2 separate regions of the Homo sapiens genome follow, and region 2 is linked to region 1. Evidence: chromatin contacts called from ENCODE Hi-C data. All regions are on one chromosome and are shown on one strand. Each heading gives the region's core, a stretch centred on a gene start or an enhancer-like site at or near the end of the contact. The rest is flanking DNA. Distances are from core to core; before and after follow the strand shown. Region 1 holds the start of PPP1R3F (protein phosphatase 1 regulatory subunit 3F). Region 2 holds the start of KCND1 (potassium voltage-gated channel subfamily D member 1).

Region 1 (5,675 bases), core at 1,354-3,853:
GGCCGAGAATGTGAGCTGGCCCCTTGGGCAGGCCCAGGGTGTGAGAGGGAAATGCTACGGCTGCTGAAAGCCAAGATCCTTGCAGAATGGGGGCTGGGGTCAGGAGGGCAGAGAGGGGTAGAGGTCGCTACCTCCCCTCTATACTGGACTATATCCTCTCTCATGGAGGGCTTCTCGGGAAGGAGACTGGGAGGGCTGGGAGTTGGGGGTGAGTAGGCAAGATTAAACGGGTCAGGAAAAGTCCCCAGAGACAGGGGCCTCTGACAAAGACTTGAAGGAGATGAGGGAGGGAGCCAGCTAGATATCTGAGGAACTCCAAAGGAAACAGCCAGGGCAAAGGTCCTGAGGTGGGAATGTACCTGATTTGTTCAAGGTCTACAAGGGGGCTGGTGTGGTTAGTGTGGAGAGAGCAAGAAGAGAAGCTGGAGGTGAGGTCAGAAAGGGGACTCGGAGGTTAGACCACGCAGGACCTTGTAGGCCATGGTAAGGACTTTGGCTTCAACGCTGAGTGAGGAGGAAGGCATGACAGGGTTGCAAGCAGAGGAGAAACACAAACCGTGTTAGGATTTAACAGGAAGCCCCTGAATGCTGAGTGTACAATGGGGTCTAGGGCCTGAATGTGGAAGCAGGGGACCAGCAAGGAGCTGGCTACTGCAGTAGTCTAGGTGACTGGTGATAGTGCTGGCAGTGGAGGTGGTGAGAAGAGGATGGATTTGGTAAATATTTTTAATAGACAGCCAAAAGGATTTGTTGAAGACTGAGAGTCTTGGAGCCAGATCGGGACAGACAATGCCCAAACCAGGTGGGCAGGAAGGAGTCCCTGGACTATTTGCCAGCTTGAACTTTTAGGTGAGAAAAAAATAAAGTTCTGTCTTGCTTAAGCCCCCATTATTTTATGATTTTTCTGTTACTTGCAGCTGAACATATTCATTTCTAACTCATGGACATCCTGAACATGGAGACCTGGGGAGAGGGGCTGCTGGAAGGATCACCTCCCTCCTAGGATGCTGTGAGGTTCTAATGAGATAACAGCATGCTCAGAACCTGGCACTCAGTAGGTGTTCAGTAAATCTTCCCAGGATGGAGAAGGAATGTATGAATGGATGTGTTCAGCGGACAAAAGCTGCAGTTGAGTTCCCACAGAAGGTGAGACCCCAAAGGGAGAGCGAAAGGAGTTTACTAGATGGAAGCAGCAGAAGGAACAGCACTCTTGGGAGAGGGAACAGTAGAAGCAGAGATGGGGGGACAGAAAGAAGGGAGGTGAGGCCCCTGTGGGGTGTGGAGTGTCAGGTTGGGCAAGAAGGACAGGGCTTTGATTGTGATTCCATTAGTCAGAAGCTACCCATATGCCCAATCAACTTCTGGTAGCACACAGTCAGGTCAGTGTTTGCTGAGCTGAAATTTAAAAAAGTGAATCCTTCAGAAAGTTAAATTTCCTATTCGGCCATTCATTCAACAATAGTATCAAGTCCTGGAGAGTGCTTGCGGCTAACAATCAGGGGCATTCTTGGCTTGTGGCACTGCTCAAGAAAAGGTTGTAGTTGGGCAGGGAGGACCCAGTAAGTAACTAACTGCAACAGGACAGTCATTTTCACTTTCCTAGTTCACACACCAAGGTGTGGTCTAGGCCTTCAGGGGCTCTGGGTATTCCTGGGGCAATGGGGAGTCACGGAGGGTTAGGGAGAGGGTAACCCCATCCCTGAGAAGCACATTTTTCCTAATGGCTGCCTGCGTTCTATGGTTCTGCTGTCCGGCCACCCAATACCTCAGACTCTGTCTACACAGCGTCCTCCTCTCCAGCCTCCTTATTGGCTACTCATGCCTCCCTTCACACCACCTACACTGCCCCCGTCGGCTCTGCTTTTTTCCCCATCTTGCCTCCAAGTCCTCCCTCCGTCCCGCTGCACTATCTAGCCTCGGCATTGGCTCATCCCATACTAGTACTGTCCTTTGAGGTCTCTACGCCTTCACCCTGGCTCCCTCATTGGCTATCCGCCAGCTCTCGTCCTCGCTCCCGCCTTCAGCCTCCACCTCCATTGGCTCGGCTCCCTACACACCCGCCTCTTGGTCTCCTTTTAGCCTTCGTATTGGCTAGCTCCACCTTGGCACCACCCCTTCGAAGCCGCAGTGCACGCTCACAAGCCTCCCCATTGGCTCGCTGCAGCCATTGTCGTCATCCCACGCGTGGCTCTCCATTGGCTGTTCTCTCTCTCTAGCTACCGTTCCACCGCCTACGCAACCCGCGGGATCTCCCACTTTTTGGGCCTCTGCGTTCGTTCCCGGCTGCCCTCATCGCCTGTAGCCATTCCACTTTTCCCACCGCCCACATGCCTCTCTCGCTCAGACTTCCGCATTAGCTGTCTGCTTCTGTTTTCTTCATCATGGATTTCGCACCACCCCCATTCCGGCCTCTCCATTGATTCCTCGATCATCCCGCCCCCTACACCGCCCACTCCCGGGCATCCCCATTGGCTGCGTGCTTCTCCGGCTCTCAATTCGCTGTACGTCATCCGTGCATGGCTGCCCATTGGCCCTCTGCAATACTTGTCTTCATCTCACCGCCTATGCCCCCGTGAGCCGTACCCCTCCGCGCTGGCCTTCCCATTGGCTGCCCGCCCCTTCAGGCCCTGCCCCCGCCGGTCCCGCCGCCGGTGCCGTCGGTGCCGCCGCCGCCGCCGATATGGCGCGTACGGCCCCTGTGGAGCCCCCGCTGCGGCATTCCGCGCCCCCCTCGCCGGCCGCGGGTGAGCCCCGCACCTCGGTCGAGGCGGCGGTGGCCCCGCGGAGGGTGCTGTTCGCCGACGAGGCCTTGGGGCTGCCGCTGGCGCAGTTGCGCCGCTACCGGCCGTGGGGCGGGCCCGGGGCGGGCAAGATGGCGGCGGCGGCCGGGCAAGATGGCGGCGGCGGCGGCGGGGCCGACGAGGACGACGATGGCGAGGATGGGGATGAAGGGGAGGAGGAAGAGGAGGCTTGCCCCGAGCCCTCACCGCTGTGCCCCGTCCCCGCTGGCGGGGGGTTTTACCTGGTCCCCACATTTTCGCTGCCGCCCGCGCCGGGCCGTCTGGAGCGCTTGGGGCGCGTCATGGTGGAGCTGGAGGCGCTGCTGCCGCCTCCCGGAGCGGTCCCCGGGGGTGCCGGGGTGTGGGTGCCTGGGGGCCGCCCGCCGGTGCTGCGCGGGTTGGTACGCGTGCTGAACCGCTCCTTCGAGAAGGCGGTGCACGTGCGGGCCTCACACGACGGCTGGGCTTCCTTTTGCGACCACCCAGCGCGCTACGTCCCGCGCAGCCCGCCGTGGGCAGGAGCGGGAGGAACAGGAGCAGGAGATCCCATCCTGGATCCGGGGCTCGGCCTGGGTCCCGGCCAGGCATCCGCCTCCTCGCCCGACGACGGCGGCCGCACCGACCGCTTTGCCTTCCAGCTGCCCTTTGCTGAGGGCGCGGGCGATGGGGCGCGCCTCGACTTCGTGGTGCGCTATGAGACCCCTGAGGGCACTTTCTGGGCCAACAACCACGGCCGCAACTACACAGTCCTGCTCCGGATCGCACCCGCTCCCACACCCACTGATGCCGAAGGGCTGCCCCAGCAGCAGCAGCTGCCGCAGCTGGAGCCACAGCCCGAGTGCCAGGGTCCCGTGGAGGCTGAGGCCAGGCAGCTGAAGAGCTGCATGAAGCCGGTGAGGCGCAGGTAATGTCAGCCAGCGCCACCTCCGCCAACGCAGGGCTGTGTCTGGGATGGAGGACAAGCATTCCGGCCCAGGAACCCCTCAGGCCTGCTCTCCAGGACAGGGAGGAGGGTGCATTGAGTCAGTCAGTCAAAGAGTGATGGAGGTCAAACACGTGCTAGGCACTGTTTTAACTGGGGTTTTATTCCTCCATTTATTGAGTTCCACTGTAAAGCCCTGAACAAGACAGACATCTACCCTACCCTCAAGGATTCATACAGGCTCCTATGGGAGACAGTTTGAAAAAACAAGCAAGCAAGCAGATAGGATAAATAGGGACAAAGTTAGCTGCTGAAGGGAGTAAGGGGATAGATTGGGAGGGAATGACTGTGTCAGACATGCTGTTAAAGGGAGGGCCTTTGAGGAGGTGAGTCCCGAATGATGATAAAGAAGAGTTATGCAGATACGGTGGGGAGGTGGGGGAGAGTTTGTAGGAAAAGGAACAGGGAGGACTTTTCTGAGGAGGTTTCATTTAAACTAAGTCCTGGATGATGAATAACAGTTATGTGCATATATGGAACAAGGGTGTTCTAGGTAGAGGAAACAGCAAGTGCAAAGGTCCTGGGGTGGAAATGAGCTTGGTGTGAATGATCAGCAGTGTGCTGGAGTGGAGAGAACTGCAATGACATAGTGTGGACCAAGGGCTTTGCCAGTGGGGGGTAGAGCAGATTCTCTTTCTGACAGAGCAGGAAACCAGGATTCCAGAGGTGGAGAAACTGGTTGAGGCAGTGATGGCACCTGGCTCTTCCAGTTCACCCATGCCTGACCTTGAAGCCTGTGCACTCTACTGTTAACGCTGTAATCTACTTTTGAGTCCTGTGGAGGCGAGGGGCTGAGCCCATGCTCTCACAAGAAAGCAGTGGCTCTAGCAGAGAGACAGAACCAGATGGGTACTGGACTTGAAGTTTTTGTCCCTTGTTTTTTTGCCACACCACCTGTGATCATTTAGGGACAGGGAGAAATAATCAGTTATACCCCAGGGGGCCCCAGAAGATTTCCCTAGGTTTCCTCTATCAAGCTATGAGTTCTTTAAGGGCAGCAGCTAGTCCTGATTCTTTTTGCGGTCACCTAAGTCTGGCCCAGGATCACTAGATTCTCCCTAAAATGTATACATTTCCCTGTTCCTGGGAGGACTGGGAATGGAAATGGGAAAATGCTTTTTGGACCTTGTATGTATACGCTTGGTCAGAAGCCCCTGGCTGCAGTAAGACATTTGTGGGTTCTGCTGGTTCTGGTAAGGCCTTAGGCTGTGAGTGGTTCAGAAAGGTCTAGCTCCGGTCTGGTGGGCAGATGTGCCTGGGTAACTGAGCAGGCAGGCAGGTACCCACTCACCCACCTGTGAGCCCCACCATAATCTGAGACTTCATTTAAAGGGGGCAGGCAGCATGGTTTTTCTTACAGCATTAAGAGTGTGGATTCTGGCATAGATTGCCTGGGTTCAAATCCTGGCGCTGCCACTTACTGGCCTTGTGACCTTGGCCAACGCATTTAACTACACCATGCCTCAGGACCCTCACCTGTAAAACAGAATTATAGCATCTACTTTACGGGATAAGAGTAAAGGTGCTCAGAACCGAGTCTGGCTCAAAGTAGTATCATACAGGTGTTAGCTAGTGTCAGTATTTAGGGAGCCACACCTACAGTTTCCTGGATTCCTCTCCTAAATTCGGCTCCGCCCATCAGCTGTGTGGCCTTGCCTCCGTTTCCTTCTCTGCTAAGGGAAATGACAGTCACTTTGCATGGTTGGATTGAATGCAGCAAACATGGGCAAGGTAACTGAAGCATGGTGGTAACTGCAAAAGATAACTGGCCAGCATTTACTGATTTCTGTGCTATGAACATCAGATCCATTCTCTCCGTGAGGCCTGCTGTGCATGCTGTGTTGTGTAGGTGCTATGATTATCCCCATTTAGTAGAGGGGAGACAGGTAGCTCAGAGAGATGAGCCAGCTTGC
Region 2 (5,907 bases), core at 513-3,012, 300 kb before region 1:
TGTCTGGGTAGCGGTCCAGCGTATTCTTCCAAGTCTCAAAGCGCCGTCCGCTCACGTTCACCACCAGAACCTCATCTCCTCGAGATGCCTTCACCCCCGGTGCCGGGGGCAGGGGTTGCTGGGCCAGGGGCAGCCAGCCCACTGCTGCTGCCCGAGCAAAAGGCAGCCACGTGGCCAGGCCTGCCGCCATCGTGCCACTCCCCAAGCCCAGGGAGACTTAGTGAGGGTGGCGTTTAGGAGAATGTGGCTGTCTCCAGGATGGTGGGGGCTTGGAGACACCTTGAGCCACCCAAACAAGGAAACTGGGGGTGTCTAGAGAGGCCAAGAGGAACCAGGAGGAAGAACTAAAGAGATGGGAAGGAGTCTGGGGGACATTTACAGAACCTAGGAGGGGCCTGGGCAATGTTCTGAGGGACTGAGAAGGGCCTTGGGGACATGGAGAAGAGCAGAAAAGGGGTGTGGGGATGGGGCCAAGAAGGAGCTGAGGGAGGGTTTAGAGAGACTGAGATGATTCTAAAGGAGTCAGCCTGTGCCTGAGAGGTGTCTGGGGGCGTCTAGAGGGGCCAAGAAACACGTGGGGAATTCTCTGCACTCTCAAGAGTCTCAGGGAAGGCAGAAGAGCCTGGAATTCCTTTGCAGTGGTGGAGAGGAGACTGGGGCATCCAGAGGGGTAGAAATGGGACCAGAGGTGCTTGAAAGAGACTGAGAGTGCCTGGAAGTGGGGGTTCTAGAGGGGCTGAGACAGGTGAGGAGGGTTGTCCACACCCTCAAGACTTCTAGGGGAAGCATAAGAGGGTTAGACCCCCCTCATGGATCTGGAAAGGGAGCTGGTGCATCTTGAGGGGTGGCTGTGGATCCAGGAGGTTGTAAAGAGGCTGAAAGGTGTCTTGGGACTGCCTAGAGTTGCCAAGAATAGCCCGGGGGGGTGTCTATACTCTACAGGAGTTCTGGGGAAGAAAGGAGAGGCCAGAGCCTCCTAGTAGGGCTGGAGAGGGGAAGGGGTTATCTAAAGGGGTAGACAGGGGGCTGGGTTATTTTTTGAGAGGCTGAGAGTTATCTGGGGGAGGTGGGTATCTAGACGGGCCAACAAAGCCTGGTCGACACTCTCAGGAGTTCTACAGGGAGGAAAAAGGGGCCTGGGGAATTCCAAGGGCCGGGACTCAAATGTTAGGAAGTTGGGCACAATCCCAGAGCACCCAGGGGATCTATGAAGACTAAATAAGAGGAAGGGGGTTAACCCCAAAATGGGATTAAGAGGGGGGTGGGGTGTTGAAAGGGAGTTGGGTGTGTCTCCAGGGAGGGGGGCTCCTGGGCTTTGCAGGAAGCTGGCAGGAGACGCCGGGAGAAGGCTGGGTCCCACCGTTGGGGGCAGGTCTGGGGAAACCACACCCCGAGGGGCTGGCGGTGTGTACTGGGCAGTGGCAGTAGCAGCAGCGGCAGCAGGAGGAAGAGAAGCAACCACAGCCAGGCATAGGAGAGAAGGTGGCATAGGCAGGGGGAGGGTGCGGGGTCCCTGGAAGGAGGCCTGGGAAGGGCAAGGTCCAGTGGGACCCCTGGGGACTATCCCAGGATGGGTTAGGGCGTGGGGGCTGGACCAGGGAAGGATGAGGACAGCGCTAGTGGTGGTCCCCCTCCCCCTCTCTCTCGGGGCGTCCTCACCTGTGTCCCCGCTGCAGGAGCAGCAACAGCGGTGGGGCTGGGGGTACCAAACACCCGAGCTCCTGGCCCCCTCTGCAGAGCTGCCTGAGTTCTCCTCCTCCTCTGGCTCTCTCTCCCCGCCCCTCTGAGCTTGCCGGGAGATGGAGAGGCAGGGAGGGGCCTCGTGGCTCCCTGAGCCCCCTCCCCTAGGACAGCCAGAGAGGGACCCTGGGGAGACTCCGCCTCCTACAAAGCTGGTTGGGCCTCAGTCGCGTCATCTGGAAAATGGGGGTGGCAGGGAACTTCGCCAATTCTCTCCACCTCCTTCCTGGACTCCCCTCTCTTCCTGCCCAGCTCCTACCCGCTCTGCCCCCAGGGGCCCCCACCCCCACTCGCCTGAATCAGCAGCACTTAGCAGATCCGATCGATGGGAAGGCGTCTGTTAATGGCCCCAGAGCGGAGTGCCACAGGGAATGATGCAGCGCTGTCCCCTCCCTGCCCCCCAGACTGTGGAAAGGCAGGAGAGCCAGGAGTCGGGGGTAATTGCTGGGGAGTGTTTCTCTAGATGGCCAAGCTTCCGAAGCCGCCCCCTTGAGGGGCGCAGCATGGGTTACAGCCCCAGCTCTAAGACTTCGGCTGTGGGATTGGAGCACGGGACTTCCTGTTTTTAGATATGAAATGAGGGTAAAGGGAATGTAGAGGGGGACAATCCAGGTCCCACCCCCCTACCATCTCAGGCAGGCCCCACTCCGAGGGGGTAGTCTCTCTTATCTGTCCATATCCAGTGGCCTCAAATCACACCTCCTCCGCTAGAGGGCTCTGCTTCTGGATGGCAGGAGCACTGATTATGGAATGCCTCTGGCTGGCTATGGGTGGGTTCAAACCCCAGCTTTGCCACTGACTTGCTGCATCCTTGAGCAAGTGACTTGCATTGTTTCCTCAGTTGTCAGATGGAGAGACTTATCCCAACTTGATAGCGTCATTTGGAGCATTACATGATGTGAAAGGTGATAGCACTGGACACAGCTCACACCAGGGATGCTTAATCTTAATTAAAGGAGTGTGATGACAGGGGCACTGTAATGCAGGGCCAGGCCTAGCCTTTCACCCAAGATTTACCCACCCGTGTAAACTTCCAATTGCCCATTTGGCACACTCCTGATTTGTCCATTTCTACATCCATTCCTCCACCTACCCATCCACCCATTCTCCCACCCACACAATCAATTCCTCTATCCATCCCTCCACCCACCCGTCCACTTAGTCGTTAATCTACCCACCCACTCATTCATCCATTTGTAAGTTCACCCCATTTGGCTGTTTGCCAATCTATCTGTATGTATCCATCCTCTGCCCATCTCTTCCCACCCGGAACACATGCAGGGTGACATCCTCTGCCCATCTCTGTCCATACATAGCTCCACTTGTCATTTCTTCTCCCACTCTTTACCCTTCCCATTCATTAGCTCATCTACCCATCCATCCATTCCCCCAACCATTGGTCCATTTACTCCTAACCTGTCCATAAACCCATCCATCCACCTGTCTACCTAAATCATCCACCCATTTGTCCATAGACCTATTATCCATCTGTCCATTTACATCTCTACTATCCATCCTCTATCCACCTACCAATCTATCTACCCATTTATTCATCTAACCACCTATCCATCCATCCATTTATTTCCCAATCTATCCATCATCAGTCCATGCAACCGTTCACTTATACATCCATCGGTCCATCCAACCACTTATCCATCCTCCCATCTGTCTACTCATCTATACCCACAATCCCATACATGTCTACCCATGTACATATCTGCAGGTATTTCAGCTCCACTCAGTTTGAGGGGCTGGTCAGCAGTAAATGGAGACAGGCTGGATGAGGGTGGGGAAAAGAGAGTAACGTTGCAGCCAGAGACCTCTCTCCCTATTCCAATGGTGTAAACCTCCCCGCCCCCAGCATATTCCTCCTGGTTGAAAAGAACGAGACGAGACAGTCAGTGGGTGGGCCCGTCTGGCCAGATGGTATTTTGGCTGCATAGCCTTTACACACACACACACACACGTGTTGCTAGAACGCTGAACATGGACCACACACCCACCCAGCATCCCCAATCCCAAATGCAGAGTAGCCAGGCTCCAGACATAAATTAAAAAATAAAATAAAATAAAATAAAAAGAGTTGGTCTCTGGGAAGGAGAGCTCATGCAGAGATGAAGACAGAAGCCCTTGGGAGCCAGGACCAAGAAGAAGGAGAAATCCCTGCCCCTTCCCTCAGGATCCCCACTCCCTGGTGGCCTCTGCCCTAAGACAGGATCATTAACACTAACCATCAGGCCTCTAGCCCCTTTAATGTCCAGTCTCCCAAGCTATTTGATTTTGGCTCCAGCCCTCATTTTTCCACCACAGCCCAAGGGAATAGCATCCTAGGGGGTAGGAAGGGGAGGAGGTGGGTGCAGCCTGCAGGTCTTTAGCTGGTTTCTCCTGGCTCTAGGTCTGGGTCAGGAGGCCCCACGCACTCCTTGCTGAGCCGCACAATTTCCTGGGACAGAACTTCCATATCCTAAGAAACAAATGAACCATCAGGGGCCAGAGAAGGGGACAGGCTGCTCCCTTGCCAAACGTAGGGTATCATCTGTGATTTCCCTCACACCCTTTCATTAATCAATGCTCAGCTGTGTCTGGCCTGGGATGAGAAGGTACTTGGAGAAGCTCACAGCACCCCCAACAGTGGGCAGGGCTCAGAAAAGTCATGAGGATGGGTGGGGAGCTACAGATAATGGGAGTGGGATGCCTCCTGTGGCATGGTGCTGCTGCAGGATACACCACCACTCTGGCCACCTGCTCTTCTAAGTGTGAGCTTGCTTCTCAAAGGCAGGAGCTGGGTCTGACCCCTTTCTAACTCTCAGAGATGGGGAAAGTCCTTGGGTGGCAGTTTGGGCAGAAAGATGTGTGTGTGGACCCATGGGCATGGGGGATCTATGGTAGACAAATTGGTGGACGAATGAATTGTCCAGAGGACAGATGGAGATCAACAGGTGGGCAGGCAGGTAACTGGGTGGGTGAAAGGTAACACAAGGGGCAATTGATGAGTAGATAAGAGAATGATATGTCAAGAAATGGGTGGCAGGACATGGGGTAGACAATGAGATAAGTAAGTAGTAGATTGGGTAGATGGACAGATGGGCAAATGGTTGGGTGAATGTGTAGATAAATGGATGAGCGGGTACATGGAAGGAATGAATGGATAATAAGTTGATGAGAGGGTGGAAGATGAGAGCATGATGGAGTAGTTGATGAGTGGGTAGGAGGATAGCTGGGAGGACAGGCTGGGTGGGTGGGCAAGGGGACTGGCAGATGACCCAGGGGCTATGTGGCTGGGTAGGCAGGTGGCTGGGTGAACAGATGGGTAGGCTGGCAGGCCACACTTGCCTTGTGCAAGTGCATATTCTTGGTGAGCTGCTCCTCCAGCATGTTCTGCAGCTTCTTGTTCATCTCCCGAAGGTTCTCGTCACCTGGCTTCACTAGGTCTCTCAGGACGCTGCCCAGCCCGCTGCGGTCTGTGTGGCCTGCTGCCACAGACACATCTGCAAGGGCCCAGGCTGAAAACCACCCCCTCGGCAGAGCCAGAGGAGAGCCAGGCAGAGCCAGAGGAGAAAAGAGGGAGACGAATACCAGGGGAGAAGGCAGCAGGAAAAGCCATGTCATGTAGGACAGAGGCTTTGACATACAAAACCTAGCTCTGTCACTCACTAGCTCTATGGCCCCGAGAAATGAGGATAACTAACTTGTGGAACTGGAAAGATGCACATGACTGTATGTGAAGCACAGAGCACACAGAAAGTCCTCAGCACATGTTGGTCAGTATGATTCTGATTAATAAAGAAAAATCTGTGAAGGAGAAAGTTTGAAAGAAAGCAAAAGCAATGAAGATACAGAGAAGGAAAACAATATAGACAGCGAGACAAGATGAAGGAGTGGGGTGAAAAAGAGAAACGGAGAAGAGAGAAGGGAGAGAGAGAGGAGAGGAAGATGAGGCACAGGGAGAGGAAAGGAGAAAGTGGACAGAGAGACACAATGGAGAATGGAGAGTGGAGAGATGACAGAGAAAGAGAGAAGAGGGAGGAGGCGAGATCAAGAGACAGTGCTTTCCTGTTCTCCCCTCCACAGGCCATGGTCTTGTCAGTAGCTTCGCTGAGTTCCGAGAGGAGAGGAGAGAAGCCGCAGCACAGAATGGAGAGGGAGGGCCAGGTGAAGGCTGGACCA

The links. Hi-C counts contacts between places; a loop is a spot of excess contacts on that map. Pooled maps may share reads with other maps.
Region 2: a pooled map shows a loop between it and region 1 (3-fold over the local background). The contact joins the promoter of KCND1 here to the promoter of PPP1R3F in region 1. A Hi-C loop is called at or near these places in 1 of 50 pooled maps.

Annotation. Positions count from the first base shown.
Region 1 is chrX:49,267,190-49,272,864 of GRCh38, forward strand. PPP1R3F (protein phosphatase 1 regulatory subunit 3F) reads left to right here and starts at 2,604. Exons shown (of 4, transcript NM_033215.5): 1 at 2,604-3,684. The coding sequence starts at 2,681. RefSeq lists enhancers at 1,693-2,192, 1,890-1,939 and a silencer at 2,640-2,879.
Region 2 is chrX:48,970,082-48,975,988 of GRCh38, forward strand. KCND1 (potassium voltage-gated channel subfamily D member 1) reads right to left here and starts at 1,763. Exons shown (of 6, transcript NM_004979.6): 1 at 1-1,763. The coding sequence starts at 190. GRIPAP1 (GRIP1 associated protein 1) reads right to left here. Exons shown (of 26, transcript NM_020137.5): 25 at 5,074-5,228; 26 at 3,642-4,204. The coding sequence ends at 4,112.